Regions from separate parts of the Homo sapiens genome. Here region 1 is linked to region 2. Evidence: read pairs that join two places in POLR2A ChIA-PET (ENCODE). Cell type or tissue: OCI-LY7. All regions are shown on one strand. Each heading gives the region's core, and the rest is flanking DNA. Links, peaks and the distances in the headings are about the cores only.

Region 1 (15,890 bases), core at 2,520-10,519, 60 kb after region 2:
TGGGCTTTTATACAGTTGAGAGTTGAGATCAGTCAGCTGACAATCTTCCCAGCAGCTTGGAAAATCAGTCATTTGGTCTTAAAAGGGGTATTTGGGAAGTGCCACCCAGTATTCATGACATGTTCTATAATATGTAACTCATAAAAAGGAGAGAAGTGACATTTAATGTAGGAATATAGATTTATTTTTAGTGTTCTCTTTTTGAAGCAGTTATAAAATAAATAGAAATTTAATTTTTGGTATTTTCCTTTCAAATGTTAACAATTCTTTTTGCAACTTCTGGGTTAGGTTGACATCGTACTTTGGTCTGGACTGTAAGACCGTTAGTGAAAATCTGTCAATAAATCTCACCCCATGCAGTGTAAAAGTACCTTTTCTCTCTTCATTCAAATGAGAATCGTTTAGATGTCCTGTCATTCTAGATGGGTTTTGAAGACAAAAGTAGCATCTTTCTTTTTCATCAGATTTTAGGGCTAGAGAAAGAATTTATCCAAGGGATATTTTCTCTTCTTTTTTGTTTTTTTTTGTTTTTGTTTTTGAGACGGAGTTTTGCTCGTCACCCAGGCTGGAGTGTAGTGGTGCAATCTCGGCTCACTGCAACCTCCGCCTCCTGGGTTCAAGGGATTCTCCTGTCTCAGCCTCCCGAGTAACTGGGATTACAGGCATCCGCCACCACACCCGGCTAGTTTTTGTATTTTCAGTAGAGACGGGGTTTCACCATCTTGGCCAGGCTGGTCTTGAACTCCTGACCTCGTGATCCACCAGCCTCAGCCTCCCAAAGTGCTGGGATTACAGGTGTGAGCCACTGCGCCCAGCCCCAAGGGATATTTTCTTATGAATACTTTTAAAGAAGACATTGATTTGTCTCAGTTCACTTAGATGTCATGTTATATATATTCTAAAAGTATTTTAAAAATTCATCTGACTTTTTTTTTTCTAAAGAGGAAATCTCGGCAGAAAAACAGTACTTATTTTTGTTACTTTCTTATTGATTCCTAATGATTTCCCCAGAGGTGGTCATGCATGTGGAGGGCCATCCTCCTCCACACCCACTAGCTTCTTACTTTACTGACAGATATGATACAATCATCTTTGATGTGTCTCAATTCTATTCCTCCACATTTCAGGATTTATCTACTTTTAAAATAATGGCCCTTCCTTTTCCCTTACCATTTGACGAGTATTTGTTGAGTGCATACCATGTGTTAGGTATTCTTCAAGGTGCATGGAATATGCCAGTGAACAAAACACACAGAAGTACCTGTCCTCATTGAGCTTACAGTCTTAACTTTTCCAGATTCTGTTTCTGTTCTTAAGGCATCTTCTAACATTTCTTTTGGGAAATACCTCTTGAATTTTTTTTTTTTTTTTTTTTTTTGAGATGGAGTCTCACCCTGTCACCCAGGCTGGAGTGCAGTGGCGTGATCTCAGCTCACTGCAAGCTCCGCCTCCCAGGTTCATGCCATTCTCCTGCCTCAGCCTCCCCAGTAGCTGGGACTACAGGCACCCACCACCATGCCCGGCTAATTTTTTTTAGTAGAGACAGGGTTTCACCATGTCAGTCAGGATGGTCTCGATCCCCTGACCTCATGATCCACCCGCCTTGGCCTCCCAAAGTGCTGGGATTACAGGCATGAGCCACTGCGCCCAGCCAGAAATACCTCTTGAATTTTTAAGCTTTCTAACTGCTTTCTAGAAAACACTCATATCCTCTTATTTTATATAATTTTCTCCTTATCAGGCTACCCTAAAACTACCATACTCATATTTTTTTCCTCTATTGTTTTAAAGTAGTCTGCACTTACTCTCAGCTTCCTTAGTTCTCTATTATTCCTTAACCTCTTGTGATCCAATGTCTTTCATTAGAAGTTTGCAAAACTGTCCCGTGGAAAATATACTTTAAAAAAATCCATTTTTTTTGCCTCCACTGCTACACTGTCAATATCTCTCTCTTGGACCATTGCAATAGCCTTTTTCCAAACTGGCCTCTTTGTCAATAATTAGTCATCAAATCTACCTTATAAGCTGCTGTCAAAATACTCCTGGTATCAGGAGGTCAAGACTACCCCTAGTTTTAATGACTCATGAGGAGAATTCACAGGCCTCAGCATATATTAGGACTCATGGCTGGGATTTATTATGGAGAAAGAATCTAAAAGAAAGTCAACTAAGGGAAAAGGTGCGTGGGGCAAAATCCTGGGGAAATTAGGCACAAACTTCCAGAATTGTTTCCCAGTGAAGGCACACAAGACACACTTAATTCCCTCAGCAAGGGATTGTGACAACACATAGGAAATGTTGCCAACCAGGAAAACTTGTTAGAGACTCATTGGCCAGGGTTCTTATTGGGTGCTGGTCTTGTGGGCACCCTCTGCTTGGCATGTTACCAAATTCCAGGCTCCCAGAAGGAAAGCAGGTGTTCAGGGTAAGCCATATCGTTTATATAAACATTTTAGGCATAATGAACCAGGCTTTTAAATTATGGAATGATAGGAACCTTCCCCAAATCCAAGTTCCCAGATGCCAGCCAAGGGCCAACTTTGCAAGCAGGCTTTTCTAAGGACAGCAATTTAGGCCTGCTATGTTAACTATTTTCTGTACACTCTTCCTAAAGTGTAGCTCTAATCTAACTTCCTTCTTTCCTTCTGGAAATTCCAGAGATATTTATTGGAAATCTGCAATGTATCAGCCACTATTTTAGATACTGGGGCTACAGTGATAAACAAAATAGATAAAATCCTGTCATGTTTTGATCTATAAGAGAAGATAGACTATAAAGAGATAAATGAAAAATGAATAGTAAATGTCAGATGGTAGTCAAGATTATGAAATAAAGCAGTTTAAGGGGAAAAGAACAAGGGATGGGGTAGGCACTATTTTAGATAAGGTCATCAGGGAGGCTTGTCTGAAAAGGTGAGATTTTATCATAGACTTAAGGGAATGTCTAGGCAGAAGGAATAGCAAGTGAAAAGCCCAGAGGTGAAATGAGCTGGATATGATGTTCCAGAAACAGCAAGAAGGACAGCGTAGCTGGAGTGCAGTGTGGAAGGTAGAGCATGGAAGGAGATGAATTTGGTAAAATAGGCAACAAACAGATTATGTTGGCTCTTTTAGGAAGCCACGATAAGGAGTTTGGATTTTATTCTAAGTATAATGTAAAATTCTCAAAGCATTTTGAACAGGAAGGGACATGACCTAATTTATATTTTTAATTGATTATATTAGTTGCTGTGTCAAAAACGAACTGTAAGAGAACAAGAATGGAAGCACAGAGACAAATCAAATGCTTTTCTAGAAGTCTTAAGACATCATGGAGGCTTGGACTAGGGTGAGAGCAGTGAAGAGGCGAGGATATTATGACACTTTAGTGCTTAAAAACTTAAATCACTCAGTTGGCTACAGTATGTAGTTCAGATACCTTCAAGGCATTTTTTGAAACCAAGTTTCAGTCTTGCACTTATTCCCACTAAAAATTTCTCAAAATTCTGCCTTTTTCAGTGCATATTTAAATCAACCTAAATCTCTGTCCATTACTTAGATATTCTAGACTTTCTTACCTCCATGATTCATTATATACTCAATTCTCTTTGTGAAAAATCACAATCTCCTTTAGCCATTTTTTCCATCCAAATGTTACCTGTTCTTCAAAACCACCTTTTCATGAACCTTTCCCTATTCTCTACTTTGAAATTAATTTTTCTTCTGTTATCCCATATATTTCACTTATCTATTACTGCCTAAAACCCTAACCCAGACTTACTGGTTTAGAATATCAATTTTACCTTGCTTGTGATTTTGTGGGTTAGAAATACATGAAGGACTCGGGTGCGTGACTCATCAGCTGAAGTAGCTGGGACTAGAGGATCAATTTTCAAGAAGGCTTATTCACTCACAAGTTTGGCACCTCAGTGCTTCTTGGCCTTTCTCCACCTCTGCATGGTACCTCATCCTTCTGAGCTTTGGCTTTTCTCAGCATGACAACTTCTTAAAGCCATCAGGAGACCAAGATGGAAGCTGCCATTCCTCTTAAAGGCCAGGTCTGGAACTGACATACCAATACTTCCATGGTACTGTATTGGTCACTGAAATCACAGGCCAGCTCAGATTCAAGAGTGGAAAGAAAGTCTCTGCTCATTGCCAAGAGCATGGCATGGACATACAGGGAGAGAAGAAATTAATGGCAGCCACCTTGGGGACAGCTACCAAAGCATACTCCCTTACTCACATTTCCATTTTCAAGGTGTTGGTTGGTATTAAATGTATTTTCACAGATGTCTCATCTTCCTTATTAAATTGTAAATTCTTTGAGGGAGAGAATGGTGGCTGGTTCATTTTTGCATCCCTAGTGTCACATTACAGATTTTCTTTTTCTTTCTTTTTTTTAAAATTTAACTTTTAAGTTTGGGGGTACATATGCAGGATGTGCATGTTTGTTACATAGGTAAACATGTGTCATGGGGGTTGGTTGTACAGATTATTTCATCACCCAGGTATTAAGCCTGGAACGTACTAGTTATAGTTCCTCCTTCTCTCCCTCCCACCCTCCACCCTCCAATAGGCCCCAGTGTATACTGCTACCCTCTGTGTAAGTCTGTGTGTTCTCATCATTTAGCTCCCACCTAGAATTCGTGGTATTTGGTTTTCTGTTCCTGCATTAGTTTGCTAAGGATAATGGCCCCCAGCTCTATTCATGTCCCTGCAAAGGACTTGATCTCATTCTTTTTGTGGCTGCATAGTATTCCATGGTGTGTATGTACATTTTCTTTATCCCGTCTGTCATTGATGGACATTCTGGTTGATTCCACATCTTTGCTGTTGACATCACAGATTTTCAATGCCCTTTTTTTTTAAATAGAATTTATGTGGCAATATTCTTAGAAAATATATACAGAAATAAAAACTAACTCAGTTGAACACATAATTATTGCATATGTACTAAGTTCAATGGGTTTATTAATTGTGAGGATTGAACATTTTGCTTTTTTTAACTTTTATTTTAAGTTCAGGGCTATAAGTGGAGATTTGTTACATAAGTAAACTTGTGTCATGGGGGTTTGTTGTGCAGATTATTTCATCACCCATTATTAAGCCTAGTATCCATTAGTTATTTTTCCTGATTCTCTTCCTCCTCCCACTCTCCACTCTCCAAAAGACCTTAGTGTGGTGGGCTGTTCCTTTTTATGTGTCGATGTGTTCTCATCCTTTAGCTCCTGCTTGTCAATAACAACATGAGGTGTTTGGTTTTGTGTTCCTGTGTAAGTTTGCTAAGGATAATGGCCTTCATCTCTATCCATGTCTTTGCAAAGGACATGATCTTGTTCTTTTTTATGGCTGCATAGTGTTCTGTGGTGTATATGTGCCACATTTTCTTTATCCAGTCTATCACTGACGCGCATTTAGGTTGATTCTGTGGCTTTGCTATTGTGAATAGTGCAGCAATGAACATATGCGTGCATGTGTCTTGTTATATTTGAATAGTTTTACAGTTTATAAATGAATTAAAGCCATTATACATTTACTGGGCAAAGTTCTGTGATGGGTGCTGTGGGGAATACAAAGGTGAATGACACCATCTTCAATACAACATTATTTAATTCACATATCAAAACAACTGTCTGAAGTGGTGGAGAAAATTTGCCAGTCTCATGTTATACATGAGAAATGGTCAAGGAAACTTTTATCAGATCTGGTGCTACAATTTAGTCTCTTTGTTTCCAGGGCAGTGATATTCCGTACACCATGCTAAAGGTCCATGCTAATGCTAATGCTAATGCTTAGTTTATGTTAAGGCCCTTCATAATATGTCCTTAAACTTACCCTTCCTTTTATGTCTCAATAGTCTTCAAGTACTGAATATTGTTATTTTCTAAACAGGCTCAAAACATTCTCATAATTTTGCTGATGAAGGCTGTAAGACTCAGCAAATCTGCAATTTCATTTTCTCCTGCCTGCTTTATTCTAGCCACACTGGCAGCTGGTTAGATGGGATGGTGCCCATTCAGATTGAGGGTGGGTCTGCCTTTCCCAGTCCTCTGACTCAAATGTCAGTCTCCTTTGGCAGCACCCTTAAAGACACACCCAAGAACAATACTTTGCATCCTTCAATCCAACCAAGTTGACACATAGTATTGACCATCACAATATTTAATAATAAAATACTAACATTAATTGAGCTCCTACCTTGCAGCAATAGTGTATGAGGCACTGGAGATATAAAGGTTCGTGGGAAATATTCCTTACCCTCAGGAGGTTCTCAGACTATCAGTGGAGACAGTGTCTTCTAGATTGTGCCTTCTCCTTCCCAATCTCCCTGTTTCCATCTCTTATTAAAATCTTAGTCATTTTTCAGAGCTCAGCAAAAATATCACCTCTTCTATAAAGTCATTTGTGTTTCCTCTAGTCATCTGATCACTTTTATATGGCAGTTACATTGTTCATAGTTTGTTGTTATGTGGTTGTCCTCAACTTGCTTTGTCTCCTACTCTGCTGACATTTGGGAAGACGCAACATTTGAGTTCAGTCTATAGCACCTTGTACAGGGTAGGCAACCCCATGTTTTTGAACATTGGATTCATTGTAACAGTCACTTCTAGGTTGCCTGAAATAAACACATTTTTTTTTTTGTGGTCCACACTTCCTATACATGCTTTTGACATTTTTTCTCAGGCCATGGCCTTTGCTGGAGGCTTTGTTGGCCATGGTTATAGCATGTGACTCCTCCCTCACTACAGTTGACTGGATAGGAATGTGCACATAATCCAAGGCTGGTGAACTCAATTGCTGACCCACAGCTTATCATTTTATCATATTTTCTAATCAGTTTGCATTAATATGAGGAGGTTTCAGTTTATGGTGGGTGTTTGCCCTATAATTTAATATATTTTTGTGTCAGGCAACCGTATTGGTCTGTGTGCAAGAAGAGGAAGCTGCTCAAGAGAACAAATAGAGAAGATGAGATTCATCATATAAACTTCGAGAGAATGACTAGACCTAGTTGCCTGAGTCAAGTGCCTATAAGACAACTTTTTCTTTCTCTGTGAGATTGCCTCTCTGATTATTAAGTAAATTCTCCCTCACTTGAACTATATTGAGTGTTCTTTTGCAACCCCAAATGCTTTGAATAAAACATTGCCACATTCAGTCTTCTCAGTCTACATTTTCCTCAGTCTCTCACCATATTCTTAAACTTCTGCCGAGAGCTGCTTTCTTGAAATGTTTCCTTGGACTTTTGTGGTACTGAATTATTTCAATTCTTTTCTTACCTATCAGTTCCATCTATACTTTCCTTTTGTAACCATTCTTTTTTTTTTTTTTTTTGAGACAGAGTCTCACATTGTCACCTGGGCTGGGGTACAATGGCATGATCTTGGCTCACTGCAACTTCCGCCTCCTGGGTTCAAGTGATTCTCCTGCCTCAGTCTCCTGAGTAGCTGGGACTACAGGCATGCACCACCATGGCCCAGCTAATTTTTGTATTTTTAGTAGAGATGGGGTTTCACCATGTTGGCCAGGATGGTGTCTCCATCTCTTGAACTCGTGATCCGCCCGCCTCAGCCTCCCAAAGTGTTGGAATTATAGGCGTGAGCCACCGCGCCTGGACTTTTCTTTTTTTAGAGACAGAGTCTTGCTCTGTTTCCCAGGCTGGAGTGCAGTGGCATGTTATTGGCTCACTGTTGCCTCTGCCTCCTGGGTTCAAGCCATTCTCCTGCCTCAGCCTCCTGGGTAGCTGGACCACAGGCGCGTGCCACCATGCCCAGCTAATTTTTGTATTTTTTTTTTGCAGAGGTGAGGTGTCACCATGTTGGCCAGGCTGGTCTCAAACTCCTGACCTCAAGTGATCCACTCCAGCTTTGGCCTTCCAAAATGCTGGGATTACAGGCATGAGCCATTGTGCCTGGCCTTTGCCTTCATTTTCTTTGTCCATGCTTTTTCTCTCATGACCCTTGTCTAATTCCCATGGCGTCGGCTGTCAAGGCTATGAATGTGACTAATATACTGCACACACATGCACATGCGCACACACACACACACGCACGCACACACACACACACACACACACCGATTTCCTTCAGTTTTAGCTTCTCTCCTAATTTCTGCTCTTTACTTATTGGCATCTGAAACTTAACAGCTCAAAACAGAATTCCTCATCTTTCCCTCCAGATGAGTTTGTAGATTTGGGATGATGTTTGAAGTACTTCTTCACTCTTAATCCTATGAATCTGAGTTCTTGTGACTTTATTTCCTGTTAATGGTGTAATTTTTCTCTTAGTAATCTAGCTAGACATATGAATGCCCTTTTAGGTATTTTAGTGTCAAGCTGGACTTTCAGGATATATTGTGATTAATATATATTATTAATAATATATATTAATTAATAATATATTAATAATTAATAATACACTTCAGGACATATTGTGATTAATAATGATTAATAGACCCTTTCTATTAAGAATAGGTTAATAATAGACCCTACTTGAACCTCACATTTCTAGATCTATTCTAGATCTGGCTGTGGGATGGGAGGCTGTTTTCATCTCATCTGTAATCCACTTTAGATATCTAGGATACAGGAAAAAAGTGCCTTCAGTGTTCCAGGAGTGAGTTAATCTCATTGACCTATTATAGTGTCCCCTGCACAGTTTTCCATGGCTGAGAGCAGCATGTGATGTCGGTGTTAAATAACTTACTTCACAATGTACAACACAGTAGTTAGTTGTACTGTAATAGGGTGCTTCTCTTACATGATACTTTCTTGAAATTCAACTCCTGAACTGATTCATTAGCATTTGCAACAGAACCGGAGAGTCTAAGAAGATCTACCGAAAGTAGGATTGGCTCTGAGACAAAAGTGGCCCCATAAGTTGTTGAAAAAGTAACCGATCTGACAGACTTGAGAACTTCCAGATTCTTACTTCAGCCAAGAAAGACAGCGGTCATTTTCTAGCTGGGATGGAGCAGCTGTCCGTCAGTGGATTTCTGTCGAATATATGTTATAGGCAGATAACCAAGTGTTAAGGCAAGATCAGAAAGATCTTGAGAATGCAGCCCCTGCCCTTGCACAAGAACCTTTCATACTGCTGAGAATTCAATACAAGTCCTAATCTAACCACATGAAAGTAGCTGTTTTCTGTAGATTCATATTGCTTGAAGTCTGATCCTAAATATGTTTAATTACAAAACCCAAAATATTTTTCTTAGCTGCAATTGAAAGCAGCCTATTAGCAATGAACTTTGTAAGGTAGTGAAAGTTGGATTATCTAGGGCTCCTTTTACTGAAAATCTTTACTGATGAGTACTGTTTATAAACCACAGTGACAATTTATGTTGATAATTTGTAAAAGATTCTGAACTTTCTTCATCGTTAAAAATATAAACTTATTTTTAGTATGTGGTTGGGGGTTTTATTGTATGTACAATGTAAAACATTGGTAGTTCATATATTCATTTTTAAGTGGCAATAATAACCAGCCTCCTATCATGATCATTCTGAAGAAACAGTAGTTTGCCATATTGTGAATTCTGCATATTGGAGTCCTGGGGAGTTGTGCTTTGTTTCCTCAGTAAGCCACTTCAATTAACAGAAGATCTTTGAAATTCATTTCAGGTGTGTTTCCCTAAATTTTTATTTTTTTCAAATGAGAATGTACACAAGTTACTAACTTTTAGCAATTATAAAAAAGACTACTATTTATTGAGCACCTGCCCAATACCCACCACAGTGCAAAGTACTTTACATACATTCTCTTTAATTGTCCTCTTTTGAACTGGCAGGATCTTTAGTCCTAAGTAGTGTATTAGAAAGAAGATGAGCTTTGGAAGCAGACAGAGCTGGATTTGCCACTACCTAGATATGTGACCTTGTGCTTTTCTTCTCTCTGAAGAGGTTTATAATAAAGATTTATATATATTCATTTTATTCTCATGTGTATTACTATGAAGTGGGACAAAATTGGTAAGCATTCAGTGAGTGTTCACACCATCCATGATCATTTCCTGCTAATGGTTTATAATTGAAGGTGGTTTATAATCGAAGGTAAGTTTTAAAGTTTGGAGCCCACTCACAACTCATTTCTCAGCTTATTCTCAAATCTGATCCTCCAAACTACAGTAAAAATCTACTGGTGGGATTAGACCGCTGGAGTTTGCTGCAGCATATTGTATTTAAATAGGGTCCTTGCATATAGGGTTTTTTGGTTTATTTGCTTGCTAACTTTTGCCTTAACATCTGCTTTAGAGATCTGCTGGGACAGTGTTCTGAGGATGGGGGCAGTCATTACCCAGAGGTAGTTTAGGAAGTTACAGCAGCGACCACTGCTTTTTGGAAAATTACCCATTAATTTATTAAGGAATTAAAAAGAAATCAATTAGATTTTTCTTTATTATACTTGAAGAAACTCTCATGCCCTTAAATTATCTTACATTCTCGGCTGGGCACGGTGGCTCACACCTGTAATCCCAGCATTTTGGGAGGCCGAGGCGGGTGGATCACAAGGTCAGGAGTTCGAGATCAGCCTGGCCAATATGGTGAAACTCTGTCTCTACTAAAAATACAAAAATTGGCCAGGTGTGGTTGCACATGCCTGTAATCCCAGCTACTTGGGAGGCTGAGGAAGGAGAATCGCTTGAACCAAGGAGATGGAGTTTGCAGTGAGCTGAGATCGCGCCACTGTACTCCAGCCTGGGCGACAGAGTGAGACTTTGTCTCAAAAAAAAAAAAAATTATTTTACATTCTCTTCAATTCTTTCTTTTTGGGGGAGGGGTTATTTAAAGAGCAATGCATGTTAAGTATAGAACATTTGGAAACTACAGAACAGAGAGAGAGAGAGGAAGGAAGAAAAGAAAAGAAGAGGAAGAACAATGAAAAAGGAAAAGAAAATTAAAATCACCTACTATTCGAAGACTCTTGACTAACCAGAGCACAATTTATTTTCTGGATTTCCCTGATTTCATTAAGTATTATAGCCCATCATATAGATAGTTGTACTGTGATTTATTGAATCAACCTTCATTGCTTACTTAGGTTGTTTCTATTTTTCTTTTGATATAAATGAAACATTTTTGTATATAAATCTTTGAATAAATGTCTAATTTTTTTGGAAAGACTCCTAGAAAGAGAATTATTGGGTCAAAATGAGTCGACTTTTAAGAAAGCTCTGGAAACAAATTGTGCAAAGGCTTTCTGAAAAGAATGAAACAAGTTATGTTTCTGCTAGTAGCATATGAGAGTTATTTTTCTCCAGATGCTTTCTTTTTCAACAATAGATCATTCATTTGCCCCGTTTTTTGTTTGTTTGTTTTTGGTTTTTTTTGTTTTTGAGACGGAGTCTTGCTCTGTTGCCCAGGCTGGAGTGCAGTAGCGTAATCTCGGCTCACTGCAACCTCCGCCTCCTGGGTTCAAGCCATTCTTCTGCCTCAGCCTCCTGAGTAGCTGGGATTATAGGCATGTGCCACCAAGCCCAGCTAATTTTTGTGTTTTTAGTAAGAGACGGGGTTTCACTATGTTGTCCAGGCTGGTCTTGAACTCCTGACCTCAAGTGATCCACCATCTCAGCCTCCCAAATTGCTGGGATTACAGGCGTGAGCCATCACACCTGGCTGGTGCTGTTTAACTTATTTACATGTGTCATTTTCCTCAACAAGAAAATTATAAAGTGAAACTGCTAGTGTACACAATAGAGCAGAGCATCACAGCGCTACTAACCAACTTTTTAGGATTACGAAGAATAGATGAAGCACCTGAAGGCATTTTTAAGGTCTCTATTTCAAAAAGAAAGGAAGTAAAATATATGTATTCCATGAAATTATGAATCTGTTTGCCTAATGTTTTTTTCAAGAGCCTGGGAGAGAATGGGATTTAGTATTCAGTAAATATTGTACCATTTCTTATAACAATATACAAAATTTACATTTTGTGGTCTATTCTGTGGTGATAATGGTGGCATATTACATAGAGAAAATGATAATGTTAACATTTTATGGATTTGGGAAGACATTTGCTTACTCAACCTACATAAATTTTATAGGTTTATAAATCTGTGAAAATACGCTGTTTGATCAATTGTGCATTCTGTTAGTGAATTTACAACTGGTTGTCTTATATTGCAAAGCAGAGTCACACCTGACGGTGTTAACTGGAACAGAAGTGATCTAGGGAACCTGGAAGTTGGAACTAGACATGTCCTTGAGTGAGGGAGGCTGGAGATGGGTTGGGACCAAGGCATAACTATAGACACTGGGGGAAAGATTATTTCAGGAAGATACTTTATGGTATCCAGAGAGCTGACATAATGGTTTTATCAGAACAAAGGCCCAGGCACAGAAGGAAATGAGCAAGGGACCCAGTTACCACATCTAGAGGATCAGCTGGGACTTGATTTCAGGAAAACAAGACAGAAGCCTGTTGTTAGAACTTTGCCAAAGAGTCAGTTTTCAGAATTGAACTAATAGCAAGGTTGACTTGATATCTAGTGCTCTACATTGAGCTAAAGTTCCCTTCTCGTGAGGATGCTGTTGGTCCAAAGCCTGAGATAAGATTGAACATCCAGGAAAGCTTAAGTGGCTTCCACTGTGGGGAGACAAGGGATAGGGGTAGGAGGGTATTGGAACCAGACAGACCATGGTAGTATCACCCAAAGGTGACTATTAATGTTTTAGAAGTAAGAGGGATACATGATGACCCAGAGGAGCCAGTCCTAGATTCAGTGCTATTTAACACTTCCATTTAATGGATAGATTAGAGAACAAGCCATTAGTTACTCAAATGGCATCAAGTAAAAATAGTTACTTGCATATTAGTAAATAAGATTTCAGCATAATCTTAAAAAACTGGATAACTGATTAAAACCCAAGAGTAGCTTAACAAGGACAAAAGCACAACAGTACCTAAATAGAAAAAAAAAATGCTGCAAGTAAATTATTTTTCCTAAAATTATAGATCAAAAAATGGAAGACCTTTATTTTCTGGTTGACCTTTTCTGGAAAACTCATGAGGTATTGATGGAATTTTTAAACTGTGACATTAGTAACTTTACTCTTCCCAGTTTTAAAGTTTTCTGAAATTTACTTGATTTTCTAGAGTCCAGTTATGCTTAGAAAAAGAATAAAATATTATCAGACCTCTCTTGGTGCTACTTGATATATACTTTTCAGAAGAAGTATTGTATATATTTTTTGGGTACAAGTCAAGAAAAGTGGATGCCATGAAATTATGAAAAGTATAATCTGATTTTTCTAGTGTGCTGGATGGGAAAAGGTCACTAAGCACTACTATTCACTGCTTCTGCTGGTGTTTTAATAAAAACTTTTCTAAGAAATCGAGTGTTGAGGATATAAAATCAATTGAGTCCAAGAGGGACTTATTGAATATAGAATAAAGAAAAATACAGATTAAGGGACATTAGAATGAGTCATCTCACATAAAAAATGGGATATCAGTACAGCAGAACATTTTGTTAGAATGATTTTTATGTGTTGCATTAATAATTTACATTCAATTTCATTTAAAACTGGTTAGAATATTTGAAAAATATCTACTGAAGTTGGCAGCTTTCTTTTTAGATAAAGATAAAATGAAGAGGCAGGTGATAAAGGAGCATTTATAGCCTAAGATGTGGGTTTAGGGGAACTCTGACATTAAAGAAAATGTTAAAATGTTTGATATGTCTGCACTTTACAAGAGAGTTTCTGCTAGTGAGCTCTTTCTCTTGGAGATTATTCAACCCAAGGAACACTTGATCTTGCAGTGCAGCTCAGCCTGGGCCATTTATATGCCTACCCATGGTTATCTGGTTATCTGACCTCTTGGAACAAGAATCCTCTCCTTTCTAATTTTCCTACCACCAAGAATGGCTGAGCAAGTGTTTAACCCTGCCTCAATGACTCCTTTATGTACTCAAATGCCATCATTCTGATGGCTTAACTTTTTCTTCCACAAAAAGAAACAAAGCCCAATTCTTTAACTTTCATCACTATCATATTTAATGATCATGCATTCACAGAGTATTGTGTTATAAGTGAATGCCTGGTCATTTTGCCAGATGGTATCATTTAAGAAAAGAAGTATTTTGATTTTTCTAAGATCAGTTTGCATGAACAACTTGACATGTTCACAAATTAAAAAGAATGATTTCTTAATTTCCTCAAAATCGTTCAATAAAACAGATTCATTAAATAGTTCATAAGAAGAAAGTTTATTTCCTTAAAAACAACCTTTTAGGCCAGACACGGTGGCTCATGCCTGTAATCCCAGAACTTTGTAGGCTGATGGGGGAGGATAGCTTGAGCCCAGGAGTTCAAGGCTACAGTGAGCTATGATGGTACCACTGCACTCCAGCCTAGGGGACAGAGCAAGATCCTGTCTTTTAAAACAAACAGACAAAATGATTCCTAATGATATTAGTGTTTTAAATTCTATTTAACTTTTAATATCTATTTAAATTTTAATGTCCCCAATCCTAGACCTTTCATCAGGCCCTTTCACAAAGCAGTCTTTCTCCTGAGGCCCCAGCCAGCTCTTTTGGAACAAGAATTCTGTCCTTTCTAATTTTTCTACCACCAAGAGTGCTTGAGCAAGTGCTTAACCCTGCCTCAGTGACTCCTTTGTGTACTCAATAGCACTACATTGATCTGTTGATCATTTATCACTCCCGGGTTGGTGCCTGGCTTCCATTTCCCTGGTCCTAAACATTTACATCTGAAGAAGAAAAATCAGTTATAGAACTAATATTCTCTGTACGCAAGAAAACTTTTTTACATTGTTATACCAAGCAGTTTAGTCCCTTGTTGTTCCAGTTTCTTCACTCCAAAATAACATTTGCATCAACATTTGCTTATCAAACGATCTGTTTTTGGCTGGGCGTGGTGGCTCACGCCTGTAATCCCAGCACTTTGGGAGGACAAGGCAGGCAGATCACCTGAGGTCGGGAGTTCGAGACCAGCCTAACCAACAAGGAGAAACCCTGTCTCTACTAAAAATACAAAATTAGCTGGGCGTGGTGGTGCATGCTTGTAATTCCAGCTACTTGGGAGGCTGAGGCAGGAGGATTGCTTGAACCCAGGAGGCGGAGGTTGCGGTGAGCCAAGATGGTGCCATTGCACTCCACCCTGGGCAACAAGAGCAAAACTCGGTCTCAAAAAAAAAAAAAAATGTTTTTGAGCATGTCTGTGCCTGTGTATGTCTCCCCTATCCTGAAGATTTCTAGTTCCCCTTAAGTTATGCAGAGAAAGCTTAGAAAGGGCAGCTGCAGTTGCAAGGCATCAGATGAGTTTCTTAGTACTTAATCTAGAATACTTGAGTATTCTTTCTATTCATTCTCTTATTCCCAGTATGCACTCATCTGCATTTTCTAGGCACTCAGTGGGAGGGGTGATGGACAATCTTGATGGGGAGTGGGGACCAGAAGATGATCACCCTTCTTCTCCTGGCAGACACCGTGGCTGAAGACATTCTCCCATTAGATTATATTAACTGTTAGTCAATTAACTTAGACTTTATTTATTTTTAAATATTTATTTATTTATTTGCATTTTCACATAGACTCTTAAAACCATAATGGGTAATAGCAGAAAGTTGTCTTTCTGGGCTCTTTGATCTGCAGCTTGAGAGTGTTAGAAATAACCTAAAGTGTTCAGATTAGAGAAGGATGGAGACTTATTTGCTCATTTAACTTAGGAAAATGATTTAGGCTTGGAGCAAGAACTTCCTTTTCTATGAATTTCTGGATGTGGCATATCTTTATATTTTTAGAGAAGGGAGCAAACTCAGTCCTGAGTCTGATGACATCCTTATTTTCTGTTTCCTCCGTGTTGTGATCCTGTGCTCCCAAATCCCCCAAATCTTTCTGTAGCTTTTGCTTAGATCACATGAATAAATATAGTTTAAAAGTGTACT
Region 2 (15,890 bases), core at 5,022-13,021:
TATAAGTAAAATTATGACATATAGATGAGGGATAGTTGCTTATTTAAAAATGTGATGTAGTGGGCTGAATAGTGTCCTGCCCCCCACCCAAAATTCATGTCCACTTGGAACCTCAGAATGTGATCTTATTTGGAAATAGAGTCTTTGCAGGTGTAATTAGTTAAATCTCAAGAAGAAATCTTCCTGGATTTGGAGTGAGCCCTAAACCCAACAATGTGCCTTTCTAAGAGAAGATAGAGATTTGAACACACAGACACAGAAGAGAGGACGCGTGAAGATGGAGGTACAAATTGGAGTGATGCGTCTGCAAGTCAAGGAATACCAGGAACCACCAGAAGCTGCAAGAGACAAGGAAGATTCTCTTCTAGAACCTTCAGAGGGAATGTGATCCTACTGGCACAGATAATTTTACACTTCTAGTCCCTAGAACTGTGAGAAAATACATTTCTGTTTTCTTAAACCACCAAGTTTGTGGTAATTTGTTACGGCAGCCTGGAAAATGAATACAGTGAGGATAGGAGATATATGCTAACTTGAGAAAAAGAGGATATGGGAATTGTACCTTAGTCTACAATATTTTGAAGTATTATTATAATACCTAAAGCATATGAGTGCTCACTATGAGCAGATAATGTACTCTGTGAGATTCAGCTCTTTAATGGCATCCTAAAACTCAGAAGAATAGGCCAGCCAGGCCTCAGGGCTCAGCAGCTATGATGCAGGAAGGGCCTCAGACATGTCTCAGGTAGCTCATTGGAAGAAGGCATTCCAGCCCCCCTACCTTATTCCTTCACATGAAATACTAGGGGTAGGGGGTTGCTCCCCTTAACCCTTGAGAGGCAGAGAGACCAGCCCTTCCGGTCCATGGGGAGAGGATGGCTCTTACTGTTTTTCATTTCATGGCAACTGGTACTTATAACCCTTGTCATGAAACAAAGAAATAATTTTTGTTTCTTATTATTTAAAATTCCTGGTGCCAATTATTTCCCTTGACTTCCATTTTATCCTCCTCTATTCTGAGTCCCTGCCCCCATCCCCTTACCGATAAAATGGCTGGACCTGAGAAGTCCATTCTCAACAATCTGTTTTTTCCTACTACTACAAATGATATATTTCACTATCCCCCATGAGTCCCTGCTCTTGTGAATGGACCACAACATTCTGGCTCCTTCTGGCTTTTTTTCTTCGTCTTTCCCTCCTTTCTTTCCTACCCTTTTTGCTGTCTTTCTCCCCTGCTTCAGCACTTGTTAATTGAGAGCCTTTGGGTAATTAGAGCGTTGGGCATTGGGATTTTTTATTTTTGTTTTTTAAAGAGACAGGACCTTGTTATTTTGTTGCCCAGGTTGGTCTCGAACTTCTGAGCTCAAGCCTTCCTCCTGCCTCAGCCTCCTAAGTAGCTGGGACTATAAGGGCATGCTACTGTACCCAGCTATCATTACTGTTTCTGTGCTGCTCCTCATTGCCTGGAATTTCTTTCTTCCCCCATTACTGTGTATCTAAATTCTCCTTATCCTTCAATGTTTGCTTCAAACTTCTTCTGTCTGGCTTTCTACAGCAATTCTTAGGGATAGTTTTATTTTCCCGTTTCAGATTTCTGTAGCCTTTATGGTCAGTACAATGCATTTAGCCCCGATCATCTGTAACCTTGCATTACTATTTATGGTGATTATAAGCCATCTATTGTCTGCTCATTTAGATGATGAGTACCCTAAGGAAATAGACACAATGTATTTATATTAGAAACCTCAACATTTTCAAGTGCTTGATAGACTAGTTGCTTGGAGATGTTCATTGATTGGGTGGTGTATTTGGTACTTTACATGAAGTCAAGAGCTCTCGAAAGCCAGTACATTATTCTGTTCCCCCAGATTAAGCCTCCCTTCTACCTTGGGTTAGGTCTATCAAACTTGTCTGAGGTCTGTTTTGAAGAAAAAAAGTTTTGAAGAAAGAAAAAGATCATTTGTTTTTGAACCACGAAGAAAGGGAACGTCAGCTCAAAACTCCCCAAAGGCAAATTTGCCATTTAAAACCAGCAGTCACATTCCTGTTTATGAGGTCATCTAAGCACTGCACACTGGAAGTGGGAGCCTCTGTGTATGTGGGAGTGAGCATGGGGCAGAGGAGAAAGCAAGAGGCAGTAAAAGGAACTGTAGGCCGGGAGCAGTGGCTCACGCCTGTAATCCCAGCACTTTGGGAGACTGAGGCAGGTGGCTCACGAGGTCAGGAGTTTGAGACCAGCCTGACCAACATGGTGAAACCCCGTCTCTACCAAAAATACAAAAATTAGCTGGGCGTGGTGGTGCGTGCCGATAGTCCCAGCTACTCTGGAGGCTGAGGCAGGAGATGTGCTTGAACCCGGGAGGCGGACGTTGCAGTGAGGCGAGATTGCGCCACTGCACTCCAGCCTGGGTGACAGAGCGAGACTCTGTCTCAAAAAAAAAAAAAAAAAAAGGAACTGTAGGGGGACAGGCAGCAGCACAATTGCCCCTCTCTGTCAAGGTAATAGCCCTGTGAAGAAACTGCTGCATTTATATAGATTCTGCAGGACAGCCCTGTGTATGAATCAGGAGTGATGCTGACCACCCCACCACGCAAGTAACAGCTGTATTTCTGGTGTGACTGCTAGCCCACCCTCTGTTTGCATGACTCCTTTGCTTTGAAAACTGTTTAGAGCCAGGCGTGGTGGATCATGCCTGTAATCCCAGCACTTTGGGAGGCCGAGGCAGGTGGATCACGAGGTCAGGAGTTCAAGACCAGCCTGACTAACATGGTGAAACCCCGTCTCTACTAAAAATACAAAAAAAATTAGCCAGGCGTGGTGGTGCACGCCTGTAATCGCAGCTACTCAGGAGGCTGAGGTAGGAGAATCGCTTGAACCCAGGAGGCAGAGGTTGCAGTGAGCCGAGATCATGCCACTGCACTCCAGCCTGGGCAACAGAGCAAGACACTTGTCTCAAAAAAAAAAAAAAAAAAGAAAACTGTTTAGAAAAGTACCTTTGCCCAGCCATTTATAGGGTTAAGCCAAGGCTAGGTGAACCAGTTCTTTTAGTAAAAAACTCTGTGGGACATGAAGAATATAAGCAGGGCAGGGGTGAAATGAATAATAATGATGATAAAAAGAGCCAACATTTATGGAAAATTTAATACATACCAGACCAAATGCTAAAAGTGTAACATTCATTTTTTAATCCCTCTAAGACATGCAAAGCAGCTACTTCTAAAGTACAAAGAGGTTAATTAATTTGCTTGATATCATATTGCTACTAGTTGGCATCATGGGGATTTCAGAGCACGGGTTCTAGTATTCCAAGCAACATACATGTGATGGCCATCTTTTCACAAGCAAAATTCAGGATATGGGGCTTAAAATATATCAGCATGCATTGGGCTCAATGAGAATGAACACTTGAAATTAGGATTGTTGAGGAAAATCCTAGCAGTAGAGTCATTGCCCTTAGAAAATTGCCAAAGAAAATTATGGATCATAATTTGTCTGTGTTTGGTTGGCAATTTCTATTCTTGCCTCTTTGGCAATAAGGAAATTATGCTGTTTATATTCAGAGTATGTAATTAGCATCATCCCGACTGACCTATTGGAAGTTAAAAATAGTTTTGCTCAGAGTCCATCTAATCACTGACAAAAGCATTTCCCGATTGACTTGGTAGAGGTTACTGATGATTACACCTATACTTTCCCCTGGCTTTCAAAATGCCATTTAGAGAGGATAAATTGGTTCATAATGAAAGCTCTCACCAATTTTTGAAATGTACATTGAGCATTGATCTTGTCTTTTTCTTTTTTTTTTTTAATAAAGACTGAAATGTATTATTGAGGTACTGGGACATGTGAGGTGAACGGAAAAACATCATGTCTCATGTGGTTACTTCTGATTTTTTTTTTTTTTTTAGACCAAGTCTCACTCTGTCACCCAGGCTGGAGTGCAGTGGCGCAATCTTGGCTCACTGCAACCTCCACCTCCCAGGTTCAAGTGATTCTTCTGCCTCAGCCTTTCAAGTAGCTGGGACTATAGGTGCGCACCACCACTCCTGGCTAATTTTTGTATTTTTGGTAGAGATGGGGTTTCACCATATTGGCCAGGCTGGTCTTGAACTCCTGACCTTGTGATCTGCCCACCTCAGCTTTTTCAAAGTGCTGGCATTACAGGAGTGAGCCACCGTGCCCGGCCTTACTTCTTTCTGTTTTTTTAACTCTTGGATCAGATTTTACAAAGGAATGATATGTAAACAACACACATTTTAAGCCTATTTGCAGGGTTGACTTCAGATGTGGAGGTGGAGTAGGCAGATGATTGACTAGTGTGATCTGAGAGTTTTGAAAAACTATTTCTATTGTTACCCTGACACTCTGAAACTGTGGCCAATTGGCTAAACTCCTGCATATAAAAGAAATGGAGTTGTTTGGGCTAAAATATGGAGGAAAGAGTGGGAGATTTATGCCCTACTATCTTGGTTTCTTTTTGGAACTTCTATCTGTACCCTTTGAAAATCATTGCTGGCCAACACTGAAGAAGTGGTTAACTCTGCGTGAGTAAGCAATCACCACCTGGCTACTGGGCCAATTGATTTTGACCTAGAGGAAAGTTTTCATAGAACGGTAATGTTTGATAGGAAGGAAGAATGGCCTTTACTGACTACCTATTACATGGCAGACACTACAGGTGTTTTATAGATGTTGGTCATTTAAAACCCCTAATAGGTCTGTGTGGTAGTGATTGGGATGGAAGGAGACTGAAGAATAGGAAGAACAGTAGCTGAAATCCTGAGTGAGATCTCTCTGTGAACAGATTTCAGTGACCTACTTTGAGCTCCTAAGTCCACATCCGGATCTAACATCTCACCACTTCAGTGGTGAAGAAGGAAGATCTGGGGATTCCTATTGTAATTTTTCAGTAGCAATTTGTATAACTTTATAGCGAGTAAGCAGTGGAGCCAGAATTTATACCAATATTCATTATATCAGGTCTCCTAACCATAAAAGCCACATCTCTTTCCTCTTATATGGGGAGGAAGTATTATGTAAGATGAGAGGTTAAAACGTGGGCTGACAAGCCACATTGCCTGGTTTCTGATCCTTACTCTACCACTATGGCTACTTGTGAGATCTTGAATGAACTACTCAATCTCAGTATGCCTGTCTCCTCAAAGGTAAATGTAGAGAGGGATACTCCGTGTTTAGCAGCTATCTCACAGGTCTTTAATACATGTAATGAGCTTGGTATACAATAAGCCTTCAATAAGTTGAGCTTTTGTCACTAATTGTTATTGTGATCAAACTGAGAGGCTATTCCTCTGTCCAGTTCTGAAACAGGGCTGAGCTGGAGATCATGGCTGGCTACCAAGGCAAAGGGCACAGGCTTCTTGGTCAGTGGTTAAAAAGGGAACATTGATGCTGAAAACAAGCCTTGCCCATTTCAGTATTTTGCCTTGAAGTGGTCCTAGAGAACTACACTCTCTAAGCCCTGAGGTTTCTCAACAATAAATAGTAAGCATTGGTAGAGCTTATTCTTAAAATTATTATTATATGAAGAGAGATCTAAAGGTCTAAAGGTAGGCTAACAAGTTCCATGTAAGTGATGCCAGACATTTCGGTTCTGATGAACTGAAGTTGATTTTAGTAGACACTCATGTAGTTCAATTGATTATGGAGTGGATTGAGTTCTATTTCTTAAGGAGACAGAAGACAAGCTGCTGAATGATTTTTATCCCACTATCCCCTGAAATACAATATATTTTTCAGCCTCTTTCTCAATGAAAAGGAAAGTGCCTCCTCTTTTCCTTTATTTTCCCTTATTTTATTTTGTCTGGAGGTGACAGGGGGTTACAAATTACAGACCTCAACTGAGTGCTGTGGCTCACCCTGAAATCCCAGCACTTTGGGAGGCCGAGGCTGAAGGATGGTTTGAGGCCAGGAGTTCACAATCAGGTGGGCAACGTAGACCCTGTCTCTACAGAATTAAAAAAAATTAGCTAGGTGTGGTGGTGTGCACCTGTGGTCCCAGCTACTTGGGAGGGTGAGTCAGCAGGATTGCTTGAGCCCAGGAGTTTGAAGTTGCAATGAGCTGTGATTGCACCACTGCACGCCAGCCTGGGTGACAGAGCAAGACTCTGTCTCTTTAAAAAAGAAAAAAAAAATAGGCTGGGCATGGTGGCTCACACCTGTAACCTCAGCACTTTGAGAGGATGAGGTGGGCAGATCACTTGAGCTCAGGAGTTTGAGACCAGCCTGGACAATGTGGCAAAACCCTGTCTCTACAAAAAATACAAAAATTAGCCAGGTGTGGTGGTGTGTGCCTGTTGTCCCATCTACTCTGGAGGCTGAGGTGGGAGGATCACTTGAGCCCAGCAGGTCAAGGCTGCAGTAGGCTATAATTGTGCCACTGCACTCCAGCCTGGGGTACAGAGTGAGACTCTGTCTCAAAGAAAATAGTAGTAATAAAAGAAATAAATTACAGACCTCAGTATTCTGTATAATTTGTGAAGCTTTACTATTTTTCAGTTTTAACTGACTGAAGAGTCCTTGCTTTAAATGGAGATACAAGGAAAATATAGCATATGGAACCTTTGTTAAACAGTTACCCACGTGTAACAGTTTAAAAATTCTTTAGAGAATAATATTAATTACAGTTATAAAAGCACAGTGGAATATAATGACTAATATGTGGAATTAATCCACTATCTATGAGCCATTACTATAACTTACTATGTTAGGTACTAAGGATACAATCATGAGTAAGATTTAATCTCTGCCCTTGAAGAGTTCATAGCGTAGTGGGAGAAAAAAGAAGTTGCAAAAAAGAACAACAAAAGTGTAATAGTAAAATGTACCAAGTGCTAGCATAGGCAACAACTCTTTCTGGCAAAACTTGTTAAAGCATTACAAAAGAGAACCTTACTAGTTAAGAGTTCTGTAAAATGATCACAAATGATTGACTACTATATATCCAGTGGTGTGGGGATGTGGGGGTTCTATTTCTTAAGAAGACAGAAGACAAGCTGCTGAATGACATTTCGGTTCTGATGAACTGAAGCTCATTTTAGTAGACACCCATGTAGTTCAATTGATTATGCAGTGGATTGAGTTCACTCTCATATATATGAGAGGCATATTTATATATATCCATATATACGTGGTCATTTTTGGAAGCTAGAAAAATGTCAAATTAGTGGGAAGTATGGCAGTGAATTCCCAATTATGCCTATGCAGATAAACTACCCTATGGCACTTGGGCATGGCTCTCTCCATCCCATCTTAAAATCCGCGGACATCTCAGTTCTCCCTCTTGCCATCCACCCATTCCTGAATCAGGCTACCAGTACAGGGGAGGGCCTAGCTCTGCCTTCATAAGTTTGCTAATATGGGCATATAGAAATCCTATTTTCCATTTGATTATATACACTAGTGATAACTTCCATTACCACAAAATATTAGCATGCTGGATAGCAGCTGTTAACACGTTTTCAGCAACCGGTAAACTGAGGTAGCAGTTGCTATTAGGTGTGGAAGGAAACAGAGGCCACACATACATGATGGAAAGGAGGTTACATTCAGGAAGAGAGGAATTGGTCAGATGTAGTCAAAGGGTCTTCCTGCCCTATGCCGCAGAGGTATCATTTAGGTATCATAGAATGACAGGCTCCGGAGAGCCTCAGACTGCAAAAACTTTAAAAATTGTACATGAGTATGTGTGCTGATGTACATATGTGTGTATGCATGTGTATACGTGTGCTTATGTGTGTATACATATGTATGCATGAGTGTATTTGTGCATCTCTATGTGTGTATGAATGTGTGTATGTGTGCATATGTGTGTGTGTGTGTGTGATACCAGGCAGGTTGGAAAGTAAGTGGAAGACTTCTCATACTCCTCATGGGCTCTGCCTCTCCCCACCCCCACATCCCCACACCACCAACAGACAAAAACAGAAATCATGTTTTGCGACCTGAGATTGCTTTCGAAAGTTTGTAGCTCTTCGAGGACATTCCAGTGGGACCCTCATTGGTTCCCTGCAGGATGGTGGATTTTCTGTCAGCCGCCCCCCAACCCCCACCAGGTTCCTGAGTCCGTCCCTCGCCTGCAGCTGCCGCTCTGCAGAGGCGGGCCGGCCCGGGCAGGCTCGGCCCGTGGCGCACGCGGCCCGCGGGCTGGAGTCAGCCCGTGGTGCGGGCGAGAGGGCAGGGGCGGGGAGAAGCCATGCCTCCAGCTGCAGAGGTTGCACACAGCTGGCATGATCGCGGTCACCTGCGCGGCGCCGGTGCCCTTGCGCTCGCGTTGCCCGGCCCGCGGCCGCGGACTTTGCGGCGGGAGCGCGGCGCGGTGAAGCACCGGCGCGGAGGGCGCCCGGCGTAGGCGGCGGCGGGTGTGGGCCGAGCCGGTATTTATAGCTCCGTGACAGCAGCAGCGGCAGCGACGCCGCCGGCCCGTCTCGCCGCGCTTCCCAGCGAGGCCGCCGGCGCGCCGAGGGCTGTGCTCGACCGCGAATCCCGTGTGCAGTCGCCCCGCGCCCCGCGCGACCCTTCGGGTGAGTACGTGGGCCCGGGCGTTGGGCGAGCCTCCCCAGCCGTTCGGTCCAGCCGCAGCGGAGCCCTCCCGGCCCTGCCGCCCGTGTCCCGGCTGCCACCTCGTCACTGCCCGCGAGTGCGGAAGCAGCCGCGGAACCCCGGCCCGGCCCCCGAATTCTCCGGCGCCTCTGCTCCTGCCTTCCTGGGGATGGCAGCCAAAGAGGCAGGGTGAAGTGTCAAGGAGGGAGGGGGGACGCGCCAGCCCTCTGGCTAAGGGCAGAGGAGACTCCCGGGCGAAAGGCTCTTGGTGGGAGTCCTCAAACTCCCGGCTCCAGTGTGTGTGCAGAGATACGGCGGGAGAGCAGACCTTGAACTTTCCTTGCTTCAGCGATTCCTAGCCTAGGAACTGAGTAAAAGCCCTATTTTTCTTAATTAAATTAACAGGTTGCAGTTCGTAGGTGTTGTTCTTGGGAAAAAAACAAAGACTTGGGTGTTTGGGTGTTTGCTAACTTCATCGTGACTAAATAAAACTATTTTTTTTCATTCCTATTTTTGAAAATGCCACAGGCCCACAAGTGTGTTCTACCCTCTGTGGAACAATGAAGTATGTGTATGTGTGTGTGGGTGTGCGTGTGTGAGAGAGAGAGAGACACGGGAGTAAACATCACATGCTTATCAGGAACCAAAAAGGAAAAAAAATGAGTAAAAGTATGTTGAATATAAGGGTATGTATTGCCCCCAATTATAAATGATGTATTGTCTGAAATCCAAGGAAGGACTTCTAGGAAGCTACAGGGTTTTGTTTTGGCTTCAGAAACAAGGTCTTCCAATTTATTGAATATAAAAGTAGTTGAATCCCTGTAAACCCCATTTTTTTTTGTAAAGTATTGACATTTGACCATGGATATACTTTCTTTTATCCCCCAAGTCTTTATAGTTTAAAAGTAATTATGGATTTTGACATTTTGTCTCAGGCATTTATCCCTCCTATTCCACCCTCCATCTGATCCGTGTGATGAGAAACTGGCTCTTGTCAGTTTTATCTAAGTTTCTTTAAGCTGTCATTAAAAAATAAACTTTTCACATGAATTCTATTTAATTCATTAAATGTGTTTTTCTTTGGCATTGTGTTTGGAATATGATCATGGCAATTTCTTTTCTTTTCTTTAATTTCTGTCTTTCTTTCTTTCATGGAGTCGGGCTCTGTCGCTCAGGCTGGAGTGCAGTGCCATGATTTCCAGCTCACTGCAACCTCCGCCTCCCGGGTTCAAGGGATTCTCCTGCCTCGGCCTCCTGAGTAGCTGGGATTACAGGCGCGCGCCACCATGCCTGGCTAATTTTTGTATTTTTAGTAGAGATGGGGTTTCACCATGTTGGTCAGGCTGGTCTCGAACTCTTGACTTCGTGATCCGCCCGCCTTGGCCTCCAGAAATGCGGACATTACAGGTGTGAGCCACTGCTCCGGGCTGGCAATTCCTTATTGCAAACAAATCACTGAAAAGGAGGTCTAAACATTTTTAAAGGATATAGTAGTGATTATATTTTAATTTTATAATGTGCTCCGGCTCATAAATATTTTGCCATTTCAATGGAGAGTTTTCTCTGTTCAGAGGACCCCTAGACCTACTTTGCTTTTGGAGTTGCTGTTTTAAAAACTTGCATTGATTAAGCAATTTGTTTACCCAAGGACTGCAGGATAGGAACAAGGGAAGAAAAATCACTTAAAGGTTGAGACAATGTGAAGAGAAAATCTAGGAAGTGATTTATAGATGTAAACCTCTAAATTAGCTAAGGTACCACAAATATTATCCTGGAATCTATCAGAACCACTTATGGTGGTTTTATTGATTGACTTAAAAGGTTGCTTTTTATTTAAAAGCCCCTGTGGTCTTTTGTATTAGACTAAAAGTAAGAAGTTCTAACTTTATTTCTGTTATTATTGCTATTTGTGTTTTTTTTTTAACCTGTATTAGGCACTTGCATTATGTAAAATGCTATGTATAATCTTTTCCTGCCTTTTTATCTAACAATTTAAGATAATGTACTCAGACCTGTCATTACCTCAGGACTGGTCTGTGTGTATGTGTACATATGTGTGTGTGTGAGACCAGGTAGGTTGGAAAGTAAGTATAAGACTTTTCATACCCCTTGTGGGCTCTGCCTCTCCCCACCCCCACATCCCCATACCACTAATAGACAAAAACAGAAATGATGTTTTGCCACCTGAGATTGCTTTTGAAAGTTTGTAGCTCTTTGAGGACATTCCATATATTTGGTTTTTCACCTTTCTTCCATTTATCCTTTTGCAGATTTGGATATGTATTATCCAGACTCTACTCTCTCTGGAATGGAGTCTTCCAGTTTTTTTTTTTTTTTTTTCCCTCACCCAGGCTGGTCTGTTACGTGTTATCCATACATCTGTTTATTCATTTATTCATCCATCAGCAAATATCTATAGAGGGCCTACTAGATTCAAGTCATCACTTAGTACTTACTCTTACTTCCTTCCCATTGGAATTTTATTCTGTGTTTTATACTTCACACAATGGTAACTAAGAGTAATAACTTTGGGGTTATATAGAGGTAGTCGTGCCTGTTTCTGTCAGCTGGTAGCTTTATGACCCTGGACAGATCATAACCTCTCTGAATTTCTGTTTCTTCACTGGTAAATCCAAATGGCAGGTATCAGGAATAATTGAGAGAATACATGGATAGTGATTTCCAAGAGCCCAACCCCTAAAAGCACTAAAAAGTGTTAATTACAAGTTTGCTGTCTATATCTACTGCATCCCTCTTCATCTCAGGAAATGCATTTTCCATCTCAGGAAATGCATTTTCTATCTCAGGAAATGGCAGTTCCATTCTGGATTTTGCCTAGGTCACATCTACATCCAATGTATTAGTAAATTTTATTAGTTATTTTTGAATGTGTCCAGAACCAGAGTTGTTTAAACTGCCTTAATTTCTCTCTGCTTGGTCCAAGTTGCTGCATCTTTGGCAACGGCTTCCTCAGTAGCTTCCCTGCTTCTGTTCCTTGCCCTCCTTTCTTACAAAATATTTTCAACCAGGAAACAGACAGGCCTTTCTGTCATATAAGTCAGATTGTGTCCCTCCTCTGCTTCCTGTCCCACTCAGGGTGAAAGCCCACATACGAGGGCTTCAAGGCCTGCTCATGATCAGATGCTACCTTCTGTACCTAATCTCTTTCATACTCCCCTGCACCTGCTCCCCATCCAGTCATACTGCCCTCCTTAACGATCCTTAATTTGCTCTAAATGTGCACCCAACAATGGCCTTTCCAAGTTTTGTTCCCTCTATCTGGATCACACTTTCCCTAGATAGCTGCTGTCTTCTCTCCCTTCTTTCATGCCTGTCTTCTAATGTCACCTTATAATGAGGTCTTCAACTTCCCTCACACCTGACACTCCCTGTTAACTTTTCCTTGCTTTAATTTTCTCTTTGAACTTTCTTAAATACTGTGTTTAGTTTTTATCTGTTTAATATCTGTTTCCCTCAAAGAAACTATCAGATGCATGGCAACAGGACTTTGTCTGGTAGTTACCCTAGCACATAGGCCAGTGCCTGGCAAAAAATAGGCAACTGGTAAATGTTGAACAAATGAATGAATGAATGTTATTATGGAATTAACAAATCTGTACATCATCACTTTTATATGATGATCAGCACTCTTTTGCTCTGAAACTTTTGATAATTCTCTATTTTCAGTAAAATACAGACCAACACTTTTGGATAATCTTTGTTGGACTGGCTCCAAATTATCCTTAACTCTCACAGGATAACCCCAAGCACCCAGTGTTCCAGCCACACAGAACTAGTGATACATCTCTACATCAGCCCCAGGCGGTTTCCTTTGTGCCTTTGCACAAAATAGAAGTACTGTGATTTTTTTTTTTAATATCAGATGGCTTTATTTTTCTAACTAACGTAAAGGGTAAGATTTTAGAATTTATGTCCTTGTGTGTGGAAGGCATTGCATGGAGTGTTGAAGCCAGGTGGCTTGGATTTAAATTGTGGCTCTGATATAAATTAATTTTGTTATTCTTTACAAGGTACGGAACTCTAAGTCTCTGTTGCAATATTTGTAAAATGAGGAAAATAATATTTTCTTCATTGGGTTGCTATGAAATTTAAGAGATGCTTGTAAAGCTCATCAGCATAGTATCTGGTATATAGTATGTGCTTAATAAATGTTAGCCTTAGAAATATTAATTTAACACCTCGTGCTGAAATGAGAGGGAGTTGAGGGGGGGTGCATTAGTATTGTTACTGGCCACGTCATCAATGCAGTCCTTGGACTCCACTGCTTCTCTTCGCTTTGTTTGCCTTAGCGGAAGTTGAATGGCAGGTTGCTCCACCTTCTCATCTCACCTAAACAATGAGGGAGCTTCTCTTTGTGAGTGTACCACTCAGCTCATCCAGTAGATGCCTACTGATCACCCAGTATGAGCCCAGTATTGTGCTGTGCCCTGGCAGTAAACAGCCACTTCTCTGAGGAGCTTATGATCAAGTGAGGGAGACAAACACATACATAGATAATTTCACTATAGTGAGCCAGGAGCTAAGATAAAAGCTCATTCTCATCTGTGGTTATAGAAATGAATTTTTAAAAATGGAAAGGTTTTGCAGACTATGTGCCCTGTGTAACATAGTCCATTTGAACAGCCTCAAGCCTGCATTTAAATTAACAGTAGATACACCAAATGATCATACTGATTGTAAAGATGTTTTATGTGCACTACAGAGGTGAAAACAGTTTTGGTTCTCTGGATAATATTGGGGTACCTAAGGAACTAGAAAGTAGGGCTGAGAGGACTAGGCAAACATTTGCAGCCTGTGTACGAAGTCATGAAGTGAGGATAAGCAGAGGTTTAATTCAAATTATTATGTAAGGGTTTGAAATTTGGGACCCTCTAGAAGATATCACTTCAACTTCAGAATTATGAGGCAAGAATAAATTCCAGCCAGCTTAAATGATCAATAATGGAGTCCTGTTTTGTTCTGCTAGTTGAAATTGTTAGTGGAAATAAAGAATGAGCTGTAAGCATGATGGGAAATATCTTACTGGAAGAAACACTTCCAGCTTTGTGGTATATTAGAAAGATTAAGGGCTAGGTGTAAGTCTGGATTCAAATCCTGATGTTTCCACTTGTTATATAAATTAAACAGGCAGCAACTGCTCTGAGCCTTTGTTTTCTTCCCTGTAATGTGGCAGTGATAGTAGCATTCATGGCATTACTGTGGTAATTAAATAAGATCATGTACTAGTGCAGGATTATTGCTCAATGCTATAGTTCTCTTCCCTAAATAATATAAATGCTGGAGAGAAACAGCTGTCTCAGAAATTTTTTGAATGTTCTAATTTAACTTGAGCATGTGGACATTACATAGCCCACGAAGCAAGTTTCCGAACTTAAAAACAACAAGAAAATAAGTATGTGCTAGCCTCCAAAATGCGTGTATTTAAAAAAAGAGTCAAGATTATATGTATTGGAATTGATCTGGCCGTCTGCAGGAAATGGTGATCAGGCCCTGGAGTCAGCCTCAGAGGCTCAGATCACAGCTCTTCTGAGAGGTGACTTTGGGCCAGTTACAAAGTCCATGTGAGCCTCAGTTTCCTCTCTGTAAAATGAAGTGATAGGAATGATAATAATGGTATTTCAGTAGTATTTCTAAATCCTACTGCCTTAATTCTGTGTGTTCATGGTGGGAGGGGAGGTGGTGATAGCAACCATATCAGAATTCTTCACTGGCGAAAGAAGCAACAGCAGCCTGTAATAACAGCTTCTTAAATAATACTCCTTTCTAGTTCTGATGGGCATATGGGAACTATTTCTTTTTCATGACTCACTGGTGACCAGTGATGAATTTTTTTTGTAGTGGTGGTCTGTGGACACTTCCAAAACTGTTGTGTGAAATCGAGTTCAAAACCAACCTATTCTGGCATTCTTACACATTGAATATCATGAAAACACATAAAAGTTCATTTTTTTTGTTCTTCACTACTTGCTCTGCTCTCTTTGATGTGAGAGTCACACATATAAGTTTCTGCTGCTATAGCAGGTGATGAGCCTCATACTGAAAAATATGAAAACAAAAACAAGACTCTTGAGGTAGTCACCATTCCTAGGTGGTCCAAGCTACAGCCCCTGGGGACAGATTTCAGAGTGTTCACAAAGATAACAAGGGACTTAAAATTGCTTAGAAGGCTTATGAATCCAGGGCACAGTCACTATTTGCTTGGCTGAATTCTATTGCCAATGTTTATATTGCCAATGTTTATATTGCTTTTGTAAAATAGTCATGACAAGTCCTCATTAACTAAGATTGTGGGTTGAATTGGCATTCGTCAGCCCAGAATATTGGATTGGGACTCAGGAGCCTTGGAGGCTATCTCAGATCTTCCATTGACTTACTTCAGGCTTGTGGCATGGTCTTTGTGATTTCAGTCATGTATAAAGTGAGAATATTTATTAATGGATACTCCCCCCACCAAGTGTTCAGGGTTTATAAAGGATTCTTTCTCAACACACACACACACACACACGTGCACGCACACACACAATTTTTTTTTATGCATTAGAAGTAGATATATTACAGAGTTATTATAATTGTGTCTGGAGAAGAACATGTCTCCAGAAGACATTTAAGGGATGGCATCCCTGGGACTGGGACCTGGGCCTGCTCTCTAGGCAAGGAAGGTGCAAGGAGTTGATCTGGCTGTCTGCAGAGAATGGTGATCAGCACCTGGAGTCAGCCTCAGAGATTCAGATCAGAGCTCTCCTGCTAGGTGACTTTGGGCAAGTTACAAAATCTGTGTCAGCCCCAATTTCCACCCTGTAAAATGAAGTGACAGGAATGATAATAACAGTATTTCAGGGGGTTGTTATGACAAAAATGATACAATGATACACGCAGACATCCAGCACAGAGCCTGGCATGCAAACTGCTGTAGGCTTTGTAAAGGACCCTCTTCCCCCTCTTCCCCCTCTTCCCTTTCTGAATTCTAACTAAACTGGGAGAGAAGAAAAATGAATTGGCAGATGGCAGTCAAATTTTTGTCTGTATTATTTTTGATATCTAAGATTTAATCAGTGTTATTGCTGAAAAACAGACATAGTTTAGTCTGAGAGCCAAATGGGCTCACAAAGTCCAAACCCCAGAATTAGATAGACATAATCATCCACTTACAAGCCCTGGTGGACCCAGACAGATCTCTTCATGTGGAAGTTACAGCTTGTGTTCTTTATGGGCAGGCCGGTTCCCAAAGAGGGGAGAAGGAGGAGCTAAGCAAGACTTTGGAGGTGGGCCTGAACATTTTCATTTTAAGACAGCTATGTACTTCCAGTGC

What was found. Peaks named below come from ENCODE experiments on the same cell type or tissue, not always from the same donor. Only the 100,000 strongest peaks of a DNase experiment are listed, where the experiment ranks them.
Region 1: POLR2A ChIA-PET joins it to region 2 with 9 read pairs; 3 of 35 experiments call an interaction of 5 or more read pairs at or near these places.

What each region holds. Positions count from the first base shown.
Region 1 is chr12:43,890,013-43,905,902 of GRCh38, forward strand. The region is part of intron 2 of TMEM117 (transmembrane protein 117); the gene reads left to right. Among named protein-coding and RNA genes, the nearest start is that of TMEM117, 62 kb to the left of the region's middle. RefSeq lists an enhancer at 9,394-10,122. In OCI-LY7, for the core only: no CTCF peak of the experiment used is centred there; no DNase peak of the experiment used is centred there.
Region 2 is chr12:43,827,656-43,843,545 of GRCh38, forward strand. It overlaps TMEM117 (transmembrane protein 117), which reads left to right and starts at 8,426. Exons shown (of 8, transcript NM_032256.3): 1 at 8,426-8,541. RefSeq lists silencers at 8,101-8,210, 8,241-8,680, 8,667-8,899. In OCI-LY7, for the core only: no CTCF peak of the experiment used is centred there; a DNase peak (open chromatin) is centred at 8,556; H3K4me3 peaks cover 1,745 bases; H3K27ac peaks cover 620 bases.